2 separate regions of the Mus musculus genome follow, and region 2 is linked to region 1. Evidence: chromatin loops called from intact Hi-C (ENCODE). Cell type or tissue: heart. All regions are shown on one strand. Links, peaks and the distances in the headings refer to the core of each region. The heading gives the core; the rest is flanking DNA.

Region 1 (7,379 bases), core at 1,584-6,583:
AACGAAAGCTCTAGACCACGAATCCTTTAGCACTTACAGTAACTGGCTGAAAGTACAAGACACGCCAATTGGAGATGACCTGACACCAAAATACGACATTTTTCTTTGTAAGTGCATCTTTTGAATTCTGCCCTTGGGAGATGGCCTGTTTATTTTCACATGTATTTTATCTTATGATTTTATTCTAAGAAGACCTTTGCAGTTCGTGAGTGACAATCACATACAGGCCTTCTTGCTTACTCAGACCCTCCATGGCCTCCTTGGCCACATCCTGGAGAGTGTTTCTGCCCTGCATTGTCTTGGCATGTTGACAGGAGGCTTACATTACCGCTTCTAACAGGCAAAGTGTGCATTGTCATTATAAATTCATGAAGCTGGGATATTTCTGGGTGTATGCTACAAATTAGTCATTATCCCGGAGCCTGTGATGGAGCTGGAAATGCTGACCTCAAAGCATTTTCTCCTCAGTTAGCCCTCCTCCCTCTGATCCTCATACAGCCAAGGACTGTTAGGCCCCTCAGCCAAAGCAAAAGAGCTGTTTTTGTATGTGATCTCAAAGCAGTCAGCACCTACCCACCATAAAAAAAGGAAAGCTTGAGAATGGGGGGGGGGGGGGCAGGTGGGAACAAAAGAACACTGGGAATAAATGCTGCATCTTCTTCTTCTAAACACTGGGCTTCTGTATCTCCCTGCTGTCCTTACTTTTGATATTTTATGACTATTTGAAATAATTATAAGTAACTGTGTGCTCAGATAGATTTTATAGACCATAAAAAGAACAAATAGGCCCTACAAGTTTAGCGGAAAGTTCTAGTGCTGTCATTATTTAAGGTCCAAGAGCTGTTCCTTAGGGAGTGATCTTGGCCCTGCTTTTACTGGTTTTGTGCTTGCTGTGTATCTTATTTTAAAAGAAGAGTGGTCTCATTGTCACCCGCTGCTTCTTCAGCTATCAGTGACTGACCTTAAGGCAAGTTAGTTGTATACAATCCCACCAGGACAAGGCAAGACCTTGGATGCCCTTTTCCTTTGAAGGCTTATGGGATGGTGAATTGGTTTGATTGTTTTGTTCTTCGGTAGAAGTAGTTGAAAGTAAATCCATTTGTTTTCGAGACAGGGACCTTGTAAATCGAGCTGTCTCTGTCAGTGCTGCACTGAACAAGCCCTGAATGGACCAAGCACATGAAGATGACTTTGTGATTTTTTTTTTAAAGTGGTCTAGTGAGTGTTATAAGTCCATAGCTCCAAAATAGTAAAATAATTTTAACCCCGTCTATTCTGGTAAACACGAAAAGAAAGGCTCAACTGGGTCTTTGAACTCTCACAACAGTGACAGACTGTTACCCTCCCACACTTCTCTCCAGCTAAAGCAGAAATAAGTTTACCATTTAATTAAAACTTAAAAACATTCAGGCACCTTTCAAATCAATATAGAGATTACTAAATGATGTTTTCCATCAGGTGAAATTTTAAGTACTGATAATCCTGAAGTTTATTGTATCCACATATTGTAATAATTACATATTTAAAAAATAACCGACTGACTTTAATGGGGCGGGCATGGTGGCATTCACCTGTAATCGAACATTCTGAGAGCTGATACAGAAAGATTGCAAGTTCAAGTCAGCCTGGGCTACAATTCAATGAAACCTGCCTTGTCTCCGAACAAAACCAAAGCTAGGCCCTGGAGAGATGGCTTATCAGTTAAGAGGCTGCTCTACCAGAGGATCCCAGTGTGATTCCCAGTACCCACATGATGGCTCAGCCATCTGTAACTCCAGTTCCAGGAAATCCAACACCATCATCTATCTGGCCTCCGAGGGCACCAGGCATGCGTTTGGTGCACAGACATATGTGCAAGCAAAACACTCATACATATACTAAACACACACACACAACTAGCCAAAACCAGTGGATAATCCGGTGACGTCAGCGCCCCCCCCCCAATACAAAATGTGAGACATTGTTATGCCTGGAAACCATGCAGCGGTTACAACTTGCACATTCTTTAGAAGAGGATGCTGCTAAGATGTGAAGATGTTAAGCTAAGCCTTCCTTCCATAAGTTAAACACCTAGAAGGAATTTTAAGTAACAAATATATGTTACAGTTCATTTTATACAATTTGAAATAGGCCAGTGTTTCTCTTCAGGAGACCTTTTGGAAACAATATGTAATCAATTGGTACAGGTGACTAACTGTGTTTTGTTTTGTCTTTTTCTCTTGTGCTTTGAGACATTTAATGAATTGCTCTATGAGAGACAAGTGACAGATAATTTGGATTTTTTTTTTAAATAAAGAACTTTTTATACTTGGGTTTTCATTTTAACTTTTTTTTTAAACTGTTTTTTCTTTTAACCGAGTTAAAAGGGAAAGTGAGTTGTGTATGTTCACAAGCACACACACACACACACACACACACACACACACGGAATTCTTGACTCTACAGTTCTCTGATTCCACTTTGAAAAACAATTTTGATGTGGCATACTTTTTTAGTTGTCTTGTGCTTGTGGTTTGCTTGAGATCTGTGTGACAGACATGTTAAGAGAAGTAAAGTTGGATCTTGGTCAGGTGAATCACTTTTTTAGCCAAGTACTTAGGTCTTATAGGAGCTAAGGCGTTGTGGCTGGATGCATTGATGTAGCTTATTAGTAATGTACTTCGGGGAAAGTACAGTGACTTACTACTTGATTTTTTTTCTTTTGATTTTCTTACCTTGTAGCCATAGAAAACCAGGTAAAGCTATTTTAAACAAACTATAATTTAGCATTTTAGCCTTTCTTTGGGTGTGTAGGCTTTAATCATAGCTGTGAGCAGAGTGTATCTCTCCACTGCTTTTTAAAGCAAATTACTCATACAGCTTTAAAAATCAAAACAGCCCATATCTTTGACTTTGCTTTGGAGCAGAAGGCTCTTTGTCAAAATAGCAAACAAGAAACAATATTTCATTTGCAATTTTAACCTGGTGATTATTTCTAGACTAGACTCTTGTTCAGTTACCGAAGACCAAGCTTCAAAGTTTCAGTTAACTGTATCAAGTTTTTCTCCTGGTGGCTTCATTTGAGAGACGTAATAACACAATATAACCTTGTTTGTGAAGGTGTCTTAAAATGGGAGTATATGAGATAGAAAAGACAGTTCCTAGGGAGAATAGCGTCTCCTCATGCTGGCCAGGAAGTGATGACCCAGTTGCATGCCTGATCCTGCCTTCTTTCCCATAGGTGATTGCCAACAGCCTACTCAATGCCGAATCCAGAAATGTACCACAGACTTCGTGGCCCTGACTGCACACCTGAACTCTGCCGCTGATGGGTTTGACTCTGAGTTTTGCAAGGCACTTCGCGCCTATGCTGGCTGCACCCAGCGAACTTCAAAGGCCTGCCGAGGCAACCTGGTGTACCATTCTGCTGTGTTAGGCATCAGTGATCTCATGAGCCAGAGGAACTGTTCCAAGGATGGACCCACATCTTCCACCAATCCGGAAGTGACCCATGACCCCTGTAACTACCACAGCCACGGGGGAGTCAGAGAACATGGGGGAGGGGACCAGAGACCTCCCAATTACCTTTTCTGTGGCTTGTTTGGAGACCCTCACCTTCGAACTTTCAAGGATCACTTCCAGACATGCAAAGTGGAAGGGGCCTGGCCACTCATAGACAACAATTACCTTTCGGTTCAAGTGACGAACGTGCCTGTGGTCCCCGGGTCCAGTGCAACTGCTACAAACAAGGCGAGTATGCATCTTCCCCCGCCCCCCTTTCCATTCAAGTTGTTCGGTCCTTCAGACAACTTATAAAATGTGTTGTTATAAAGGCCTAGTTTAGAGGAACCATTTGTATATCTTCTTGGAAAGTTATTAACAGAGTTGGTAAAGGTTTGAAATTATTTAATGAGAGATTTTCTCTGGTATGTAAGATGTGGGTCTAAACTTAACTAGACAATGATAGGAAGGATAAAACGTAAACAGTGAAATCAAGTTCTCCAGGGAGAAAAGGCGGGCCTGTTTAATGAGAAAAACATGTGCCCTCCCCACTGAGGTCTTGTGAGAGCTCATGTGTGTGTGAGAGACTCTTCCCGAAGAAATCCACGTTCAAATTCATCCGATGATGAAAGTGGGTGTTCTGAATAAAGAAAGCTGTGAAGCCTGGGGCAGTGGCCCATCAGGAAACGTACTTTATTGGAGAGTTAGAAGCTATAGTAAATGTTATGGCCATAAGCCAGGCTTCCCAGTGGCAAACCCACAATGGTGCTTTAGTTACTAACCTCTTGGTAACCAAGGAAGTTAAGGATTGGCTGTTGCAGAACAGTGCTGTATAAGCCCTGTGTAATCTCACACCCTCTTTTAACACTGTAAGTCAGAAGCTAAGAAGAAAGTTGGCAAAATTACGTTAGGCTTACCCTGAACCAGTGTCTGTGCTCCTTGTTTGTTTATTCTGAAGAAATTGATCATGTATAGGGAGAGACCTTTGATACCAGCTGCAAGGTACTGATATCTTCCTGCAATGCAAGGTGGAAGAAAGTATGGAGAGGGTCTCCAAGTACCAGTCAGGGCTAAGTAACTTACCATTCGTAAATAAAGTCAAAGGAGTTTCTCCCAGTGTCCCACTAAACTCCCTCCTTCCCTGTCTTCCCCAGCCACGAACGCCACAGTTAGACTAGCTCATCTTGCTTTAATTTCCTGTATTTATTATATCTGCTCTTTAGTTGTCATAGACTAAATATAATTGACCAAGATCAAGCTTTTGAAGTCCTGTGGCTGTTCATTTGACTCCTGCCTTTGCCTCCAAATGTGTGGCATATTTTTAAGTGAGTTTAAATTATTTTACTTGGCATTTTGTGAAGGGAATTTTACAACACTTCGGGAGATATCTGGAGACACCCAGGAGTGTCACAAATCTAAAAATAGAAGGCATTGCTCTTGAGCACAGAGACTGTCCCAGCACAGCAGACTTTAGGGGATCTCCAAAATGTTTATACTTCAAACCTGTAAAATGTCAGGCTTGCCTCTTGCCTTAGCACATTCTACATCTCAAAATAAAGCTTTCTTTCTCTGGCCCTATATGTTTATAAATAACTTTTCTTTCATAGATCTCAGACTATGGGGTTGGTAAAAGTTGGATTATAAGGACATATGATTAGGAGGCTGGTGAGATGGCTCAGCAATTAAGAGCAGCTACTGCTCTTGCAGAAGACTGGGTTCAGTTACCAGCACCAGCTTGACAGCTCACAACCATATGACTCAGGATCCTTAATCTGATGGTCTCTTCTAGATTCTGAAGGCACTTACATATATGTGCATGGTGCACATGAACTCAAGGCACACACTCACACACACACACACACACACACAAAATCCCTTACGATAGATACATAGCCATATATATATATATATGTATATATATATACATATATATATATTATGTGTGTGTTAAAAAACAAATGATTATGAAGTTGTAAGTTAGACCATTGCCAAAAGTCTAGGAGTCTAGGATTACAACAGTCATAAGACACCCCAAACATGGCAATAGTCATCCATTGTTCAAATAGTTGAGGATTTGGAAGACTTTTGTTCAAATTAAATAATAATTTATTATATATACATATACACACAGAGAACAATTTAGATTAGCAAACTAATAATAATATTTAAAAAAAAAAAAAAAAAGGTCTGTTTCTTGATCTGGTAAGAGCCAAATTCTTTGTTCTTTCAAAATGGAGGAAACCCTTCTGACAGGGATTCCAGAAGACAGCTGGAATGTGTGCTTTCTCAGCTGTGCATTAGCGCCCTGCCCCCATGCTGCTCAGCCCTGCTCTGTGGTCCTCCACCCCAGCACCGGCCGCTTGGCTTTAGTATTTGTGTTCTCCAGGGCGCCCCTGTATCCAAAGGGCCAGTTTCCATGCTCTGTCTCAAGGCCAGTATGGTACGTGTTGCTGAAATCAGCGAAGGCCTGCGATTATGCAGCAAACCTGCCTTTAAGGACTTTAAAGAAAAAGTGGTAATAAAACTAATAGCAATGAGGCTCGGTGCCTTACAAAACACGTTCTAAGCAAAATCTGAATTCTTTTCTAAATCTGTTTTAAAATGCCTTCTCTTTATTAAAAAAAAGAAAGAAAGAAAGGTTTTTCTTCATGTGAATCTCAGCACACAGCAGCCTTCTCCCTTTTATCTCTGTGACAAGTACCTGAGGAGAAGCAGCAAAAAGGAGAGAAGGGTCATTTGGGTTTCAGTCCTAGCTTGACTGAATCTACTGCTTTGAGCCTCAGGCAAGACAAGATACAAGCATCCAGTTGTCCAGAGAGAGGAAAAGAAAAGAAAGATTGCACGCTTTGAGACTAGGGACAAGGTGTGACTGGATGGGGAGATGGCCAGCTCCTTCCATCTAGATGCCACCTGCTTTCCACCCCATCCCCAAATTCTGTCCTATAGGAATCCACTAGGTGTTATTCCATCAGCTAGAACACTTCCGATAAACAGTAGGGTACCAACCCAGTCTTCGGGAGGTACACTTCATTTTCTTACTGAGAATTGCTGGACCTACTCAGACCAGTGTGGAGTGAGTCAGCACTGTACAAAGCTGAGCTCAACCTTCCCTGTGTGCTCAGGCATTTTCCAAGACCTGCATGCTGTATCAGTGTACTTAAAGAGTAACTATGCCAGGTGGAAGGCCAGCTGAGAGAGGCTCAAGTGTTACATTGAAACATCCATGCATCTCACTGTGAGAAATGCTAGACCCTGGGTATTTTACCCAGTGTGAGGTCACTAAGACAACTGGCTTCTGGGAACCCGGCTTCTTGAGCCAGCTCCCTGCAAGTTGAACTTAGTGAGGTCTCTCTTCCAAACATATCTCCCACCTGTCACCAAAGGACACTGAAACAGATTAAAGTAAGATGAAGTCACTGTATTCGGGGACATTTATTAACTACACTTTTTTCTCGTATGAGCAGTGAGTGAACTAAGACAGGTAGGCCTATGGTCTAATGTGGCTTTATCTCTCCTCATCCACTCCTCTTGCCACACACTGGCTCTCCCCTCCCTATGGGTAAAGAAGGGCATGTTTTCCAGGTGCTCACGGTGTGCACAAGTATGTTTTCTCAGGGCCTCCGTGTTTTTGTTTATACCCTTGCTCGCTGGAAGAGACTGTAAGAGTGGACTAGCTTGCCAGGTAGATATGTTGCTCAGGGTGGGGAGCCAGGGCAAGTTTTTCATCTCTCCACCCCGGGGCTGCAAGAGTCTCTGGCACACCTACACACACCACCTCATCTCAGATAGACATCTTCCCCACCTTCGGCTGTGAGAGGCAGCTGCAGGCATGCAGGCTCTGAGAACGTGAAATGGGGGGGGGGGGGGGGGGGCTACAACTGACAACGTTAGGAGCACAA
Region 2 (7,379 bases), core at 1,635-6,634, 370 kb before region 1:
TTGATTCTCTGGAGTTTAACTTCTAGAGTTCTTTGTATATATTGTATATTAGCCCTCTATCAGATGTAGGGTTGGTAAAGATCTTTTCCCAATCTTTTGGTTGCTGTTTTGCACTATTGACAGTGTCATTTGCCTTACAGAAGATTTGCAATTTTATGAGGTCTCATTTGTCTATTGTTGATCTTAGAGCATAAACCATTGCTGTTCTGTTCAGGAAATTTTCCCCTGTGCACATGTGTTCGAGGCTCACCAGTCAGAATAGTTAAGATCAAAAACTCAGGTGACAGCAGACGCTGGTGAGGATGTGGAAAAAGAGGAACATTGCTGGTGGGATTGCAAGCTGGTACAACCAATCTGGAAATCAGTCTGGCGGCTCCTCAGAAAATTGGACATAGTACTGCCTGAGGACCCAGCTATACCACTCCTGGGTATACACAAAAGATGCTTGAACATATAACAAGGACACATGCTTAACTATGTTCATAGCAGCCTTATTTATAATAGCCAGAAGCTGGAAAGAACCCAGATGTCCTTCAACAGAGGAATGGATACAGAAAATGTGGTACAATTACAAAATGGAGTACTCAGCTACTAAAAACAATGAATTCATGAAATTCTTAGGGAAATGGATGGAACTAGAAAGTATAATCCTGAGTGAGGTAACCCAATCATAAAAGAACACACATGGTATGCACTCACTGATAAGTGGATATTAGCCTAAAAGTTTGGAATACCCAAGATACAATTCACAGACCACATGAAGCTCAAGAACAAGGAAGACCAAAGTGTGGATACTTCAGTCCTTCTTAAAAGGGGGAACAAATACTCATGGGAGCAAATATAGAGAAAAAGTGTGGAGCAGAGACTGAAGGGAAGGCCATCTAGAGACTGCTCCAACTGGGAATCCATCCCATATACAGTCTCCAAATGCAGACACTATTGTGGATACCAAGATGTGCATGCTGATATGAGCCTGATATAGCTGTCTACTGAGAGACTCTGCCAGTGCCTGACAAATAGAGAGGTGGATGCTCTCAGCCAACTGAGCACAGGGTCCCCAATGGAGAAGGTGGAGAAAGGACCCAAGGAGATGAAGGGGTTTGCAACCCCATAGGAAGAACAACAATATCAACCAACCAGAGGCCCCCATCAGAGCTCCCAGGGACTAAACCACCCACCAAAGAGTATACATGGTGGGACCCATGGCTCCAGCTGCATATTTAGCAGAGGATGGCCTTGTTGGTCATCAATGGGAGGAGGGGCACTTAGTCCTGTGAAGGCTCAATGCCCCAGTGTTGGAAATGTAAGGGTAGGGAGGCAGGAGTGGGAGGGTAGGTAGGGGGAAAACCTTCATAGAAGCAGTGGGAGGGGGATATGATAGGTTGTTTCTGGGGGAAACCTGGAAAGGAGATAACATCTGAAATGTAAATAAAGAAAATATCCAATAAAAAAGTAAATATAACTTAATTCATTATCATTCGAACCTATTGGGATTTGCTCAAAGGAGCTTTTCTATAATTTTTTTAAAAATGTTTAGAATTATGCTTTTAATAGAATGTCACAGATTTCTGGATTTGTAAATAAACTGATTAGGGACTGAACAAAAATGTATCTCTATCAACTTTGAACCATGTACCTTCTCAAACTGTAGTGTTGGGGTGGCGTATATCACTAATAGTTTAGAAAACCAAAATGTCTACTTCAGATATTTTTATATTTAGAGGAATATTATTTTTGGCAGTAGAGAGGACAATGATTGAAAAAAATCATTCAGAAGAAAACATTTTTTTCTGTATATGAATCACAGGTCCATGGAAACCAAATTTTTAAAAGGACTCCAAATCATCTAATTCATCCTTTTAAATAAAATCTTTCAAAATCTAAGGGAAAAGGTCTTGCTTCTTGCTTCATTCATTTTTAAAGGCCCTTCATATTCATCTTTCTCTTTTTGAACTATGCTAGGCACATTATAATTTCCATTGTATAAAAGTCATTCAAAATGCCACAAGTTAGAATGGCAATGTTCTATTAAAATGTTAAAAAGGAAATGTAAATAAAGAAGGATGTTCCATTGTATGCAATTCAAAAACTTTATATTATATGATGGTATAAATTATCCTACGTCTTGAATAAAATTAGCAAATGTTGGAAAGAGAGGAAATTTAGATAACAAATTAATCATCTATCCTTCCTGTACTGAGGTTAGGAAGTTATTACATGGCTGAAAGTCAGAGAAGGCACGAGAGAGTGGACATGTCTGCAGTCTCGCTAGACCAAAGCCAAATACCAGCATAGCATAGCATCTCCTATTATCAGATGAACCTTCATTCTTTATGCTTCTACAAAACACCATTCAAGTTTAGTGACCTCTGTCTTCTTTAAGTGCATGCCAGTAAAAATCTTTTTAATATCCGTAATTCTCAGGCAGTTAACCCTAAAGTTTAAACAATCTACTTAGAATTTATCTTCAGCATAATTTTCCAGTTTATTTCCCACACATTTGTGTTCTTCCCCTCCCTTTCCCTATGCTTGGATATCTAATATACATGTTATTATTTAATAAGCCTTCTATTGTCTGAACAATTTATCTTGGAAAACATTTCAATTTCTACCTATCATTCTCACCTATAATTCTATAATCATTTACTGGAAGCTTTAAGTAGTTTCTAATTTGGGTTTTTTAATCATATTTTAAAGTTATTTTAAAATTTTTTCATAGAATATATTTTAGTTACATCCTTTCTATTTCTCCAAGTCCTCTCAGATCCTTCCCAACTCCCTACACTCAACTTCATGTTCTTTCTCTGTCTCAAAAAAATAAAAAAACAAAAACAAAAAAGACAAAAATATCAAACTTTAACAACAAAGCACAAGCACGCACACACACACACACACACACATTTAAAAGATTTTGCCTTTCCAAATGAAAACCGATTGCAAATAGCTTCTTGGTAAGGAGTGTAACTTTGAGCTCACTTTCCTATCTCCATGCCTAGATTTTGTGCCTTGAATTTGTACAGGTCTCACACATGTTGTCATATTATCTGTGACGTCATGTAAGCATTAGCCCTGCCTGTTTCCTTGGAGTCAAATACCACCTCTAGATCTTACAATCTTTCTGCCTCCTCTTCCATATCATTTTCTTAGCGATATAAGGGGAGGGATTTGATAAAACATTCCATTTAGGGCTAAGTGCTCAAAGATTTTTCACTGTTTTCACATTGTCCAGTTGTGAGTCTCTGGGTTCATTACCATCTTCTCTAAGAAGATTCTCTGATGAAGGTTGAGCAATGCATTTATCTGTAGATTCAAGGATATGCCAGCAGGAGTCATCTCATCGCTGTGTTAGTTTAGCAGAATTGTAATAGTAGGTCTTCCCCTAGGGACCATGACTTATCTGGTCTGTGCTCTTAGCTTCATTCATGTAGTGTTATATATCTCATAGAATATATAATATCTTATAAAATGAGAATATATATCTCACAGGTCTTAATCAGAAAGTAGTTACCCCATAGCATTTATGCCACTATAATACCAGTACATCTCACAGGCAGATGGCTGTTTTAGGTCTCAGATTTCATAGCTGGGTGAATTGATGACATTATTTCTCTTCTAATATTGTTGATAATACTTTCCAGCACTGTGAATGCCTGTCAGTAAATGAAGCTTTTAGTTGGGTACCAGCTCAATTTCTCCATCCTTAATGCACAATAAGCAGAATCTTAGCAAGAGGGCCTTTCCATCATATTGTTGAAGGTAGCTGATAGCATTGGCAAAGCACGTAATTTTGCGGCGTCATCTATGGAAGCCTTTGGACAATGATGCATACTGTATTTGAAAATCCACTGAGTCATCTAGCACAAATCAATCTCTCCACTAATGTTTTTCCCCATCAAAGCACTATATTTTAGTTATAAATGTGAAAGTGTTAATCCTACGAATATATATGCTTTTGGTTGTAATGAAGTACATAAAGATAGTCTTTTCTCCCATCAGCTTTGTTGGGATCTTTTATTTCTCCCATGGGGTTTGTTGGGTATTAATTTTTAATAGATGGTTTACTAATTGTTCTTATAAACTAGCTATTTGAACAAGTGAAAGGATAATGTTAATAAAATATATATAGTACATATACACACATACTGAAAGTGTAAATGGGATAAAATCCATTAGTACCTACAGTATAACTAGCTTCCTCAACCTTGTAGAGTTTGTTTCCTTACAAGTAAAATAAATTTCCAAGTACACCCAATTCAGAAGATTCCTGTAGGGTCAAATTGTATACTACTATGTAGGCTGGAGCATATTCAACTTGGGGCTCAGAAGCTGCAGGTACCCTCCTTAAGCTAATTTAAGATTTTTAGTTGATGGTTTTTCATAACTTGGTCACACCGTCCTTAAGAATGAACTTTACAAGACCACATGCTGGAGGGTCAAAGTTTGGACTTCTCTTTAAGTACTTGGCACAAGTAGCAACAAATAAAAGTCAGTTGCTATTATGATGATTATGATTTTCATACTTTCACAGGATTACTGTTTAAAATAAATCACCATGAAAACAACAATTAAAAGTAAAGCACCAAGATTCAAATATTTGATAGGACATGGAAACATTATGTGAGTGTCATGTGGCACATTTTTACTTAAGTATATGCTGATGGAAACCTACATCAGGTCTTGCAATGTTGTAACAGTACACCATTGACATACCTTCTCCCTCATCCTGCTGAAGTTCTATATTAGCTGACAAATATAGCTTTCTACTAATTTTATATTGAATAATAGTTAAATATAACTCAGGCAACAAAAGAAGCAGAGATGCCACTTTCAAATCTTCAGAATCTTTTTATTGCTAGCAACAATACATAGGCATATATCTGTGTCCAAAATCTACTTCTCCAGTGAGACACTGCTTTGATATCAAACAGAATACAAGATTTTATTATTGTTATCTTACATATAACTAAATCCCATTGGATTTGGCTCCTGGTGGTTTCCAGAGCAAGTCATGGACATCTACTTTAATTTATACTTCCCATTTAAAAAAGTCCTTTAAAGTCCTATCAAAAAGTTTCCTATAGTGAGTCTTGCTACTACCTTCTACCACTTCTAAAAGTAAGGATTCCTCCTCCCTAAGATTTTTTTCTGGCAGCCGGGCATGGTGGCGCACGCCTTTAATCCCAGAATTTGGGAAGCTGAGGCAGGTGGATTTCTGAGTTCAAGGCCAGCCTGTCTACAACGTGAGATCCAGGACAGCCAGGGCTACACAGAGAAACCCTGTCTCAAAAAAAAACAAAACAAAACAAAACAAAAAAAAAAGATTTTTTTCTACCATAAAATAGCAAAATAAATGAAGATTATAAAAAGTTAAGAACTTCTTGAATTGTAAAAATTTGTCTCACTTGGTAATTTGGTTAATTGTGAACTTGCTACAAATAATCTCACTGACCTTTCTCTAGTTTGATACCTAGCATCAGTAGTTAGTTCTGAATTTTAAAGTGCTAGTGCTTACGTTTATCATCTTACTGTTCTTCCTCCTTCTCCTACCACTCACACACTCAACTAGATTTTCTTGGGGATGTTCTTATAGCTGATTTTAAAGTGACTTTACTGAATCTATGCTGGAGTTATCATTCCAAAGCACAATTTCTCAAGCCTTAAAAGTAACATTCAAAAGAAGATCATTATACTTGATCCTGGTATTCTTTACACATATGTAAAACTAAGTACGAGAATGTATGAGGCTCAGTATGATGTAGGCATGACTCCATCCTTTCTTTCACAGATGCTCACAGGATCTGATTAAGTTTTTGTTTTTGTTTTTGTTGTTGTTGTTTGGTTTGGTTTTTGCCAAAGACAGTGTTTTTATGTAAACACCACCAGAAGCACAGCAGCAGAGAAAATATTTTGTGAATGAAAGTTTTGCAAAGCAGTATCAGTCAAATGTTTAACTCATTTTTTTCCACAATTAACTCTTCTTGAACTTGTCTCACAGTGTTTCCTAAAACAAAAAGTCCAGGATACCTTGTCTTCTTGTTATTTAAAATCCTATTTAAAACTTTAATCTAGAGATCTATTATTTCAATTTGGTGATGTGTGCAATATAGAAGGTATTTTAGCCTTGATGGTAGCCCACAAACTATAAAGAATATGAATTAACTTTCCCTGTCAAAAAAAACCCAAATTTAAAACGGAGATGGCTGAACCCTAACATCGGTAGCAAGAAAAGAAAGGGGAAATGGATGAAACATAAAGACAGGCATAGGTAAAAACATGTCCTTCAGCTTCAAAGATATAAATTATTTCTTTTGAAGAAGCAGAGATATTTGAGGTTGTAAATTACAATGTCAAATTAGATAGAAATCTTCAATATAGCTCAGTCAGTTGCAAAGCCATGCAGAATATTTTTGGACTCAATATTGAGAGAGATTGTATCACTTGAGTCAAAGAATAGATAGATGTAATGTGATGGATACAAATGTGTGTGATATGCCTGCACCTGGAACATAAGGCTCAGCCTTGCTGTTACTTAGAACTCAAAGTTCTACCTAAATTGAAAAGTTCAAAAAGGACAACAAAGATTAAATGAGTAGAATAGAAGTTTCAACAGATGCACTGACAACAAAAGGAGCACATTTGAGATTTCTAAACAAACCTCAGGGAGAAATTGTTAAGGAAATAGAAATTGGTATCAGTAAGTTTTCAATTTCATATTTTGTAAGGAAAAGAAATGAACAGAAAAATAATCTATAGTACTTGGGGCCAAAATAATGAGATGAAATTAGGAATAAAACTATTATCTGTGAATTGTGTCCAAGCTCAAACAAGTGACCATCAAGTTCTGTTCAAAGCAAGTTCCAAAGAACTGAACCATCCACATCACAGAGATGAGCAGACTCTCTGGTCCAGCCCAGAGACCATGAAAGCATCTCACAAATTCCCTAGGATGAGACAAATGTGCATTATATCATAAAAACTGTTGTCATCATTGCAGCAAATAAATTTATAGAGAGAAATTTCTTTCAATTTTGCCTAACTCTGCTATTAAGAAGAATGGAGAATTGATGGAACATCATACCAAGCAAATAACCCAACTCAGACGTGGTGTTTTCTTTCATTTGCAGATCCTAGATTCTAGATGGATACATTAAAAACATTCATATGTGCAACCTGAATGCAGAAGTGGGGTTGTCTGAGAGAATGAAGAAGACTAGTGGGCAGAAGAGAGAAGATGGAGGAGAAAGTGAGCATGGTGCCAGGTTATTGTATAGTTGGAAGAAAGTGGCTGTGGCACACATCATTAGGTATACTGAATCATGCCAAGAAAAATTAAAGTAAAAATCAAAGATAATGATATCAAGATCATTATGAGGAAGATT

The links. A loop is a pair of places that touch in the nucleus more often than their neighbours do. Peaks named below come from ENCODE experiments on the same cell type or tissue, not always from the same donor. Only the 100,000 strongest peaks of a DNase experiment are listed, where the experiment ranks them.
Region 2: it touches region 1 in a loop (2.0-fold over the local background); 2 of 42 quality-filtered maps call a loop at or near these places.

Annotation. Positions count from the first base shown.
Region 1 is chr17:15,817,020-15,824,398 of GRCm38, reverse strand. It overlaps Rgmb (repulsive guidance molecule family member B), which reads left to right. Exons shown (of 5, transcript NM_001372257.1): 4 at 3,221-3,729. Among named protein-coding and RNA genes, the nearest start is that of Rgmb, 10 kb to the left of the region's middle. In heart, for the core only: no CTCF peak of the experiment used is centred there; a DNase peak (open chromatin) is centred at 4,088.
Region 2 is chr17:16,182,219-16,189,597 of GRCm38, reverse strand. No RefSeq gene overlaps it. Among named protein-coding and RNA genes, the nearest start is that of Gm41534, 50 kb to the left of the region's middle. In heart, for the core only: no CTCF peak of the experiment used is centred there; no DNase peak of the experiment used is centred there.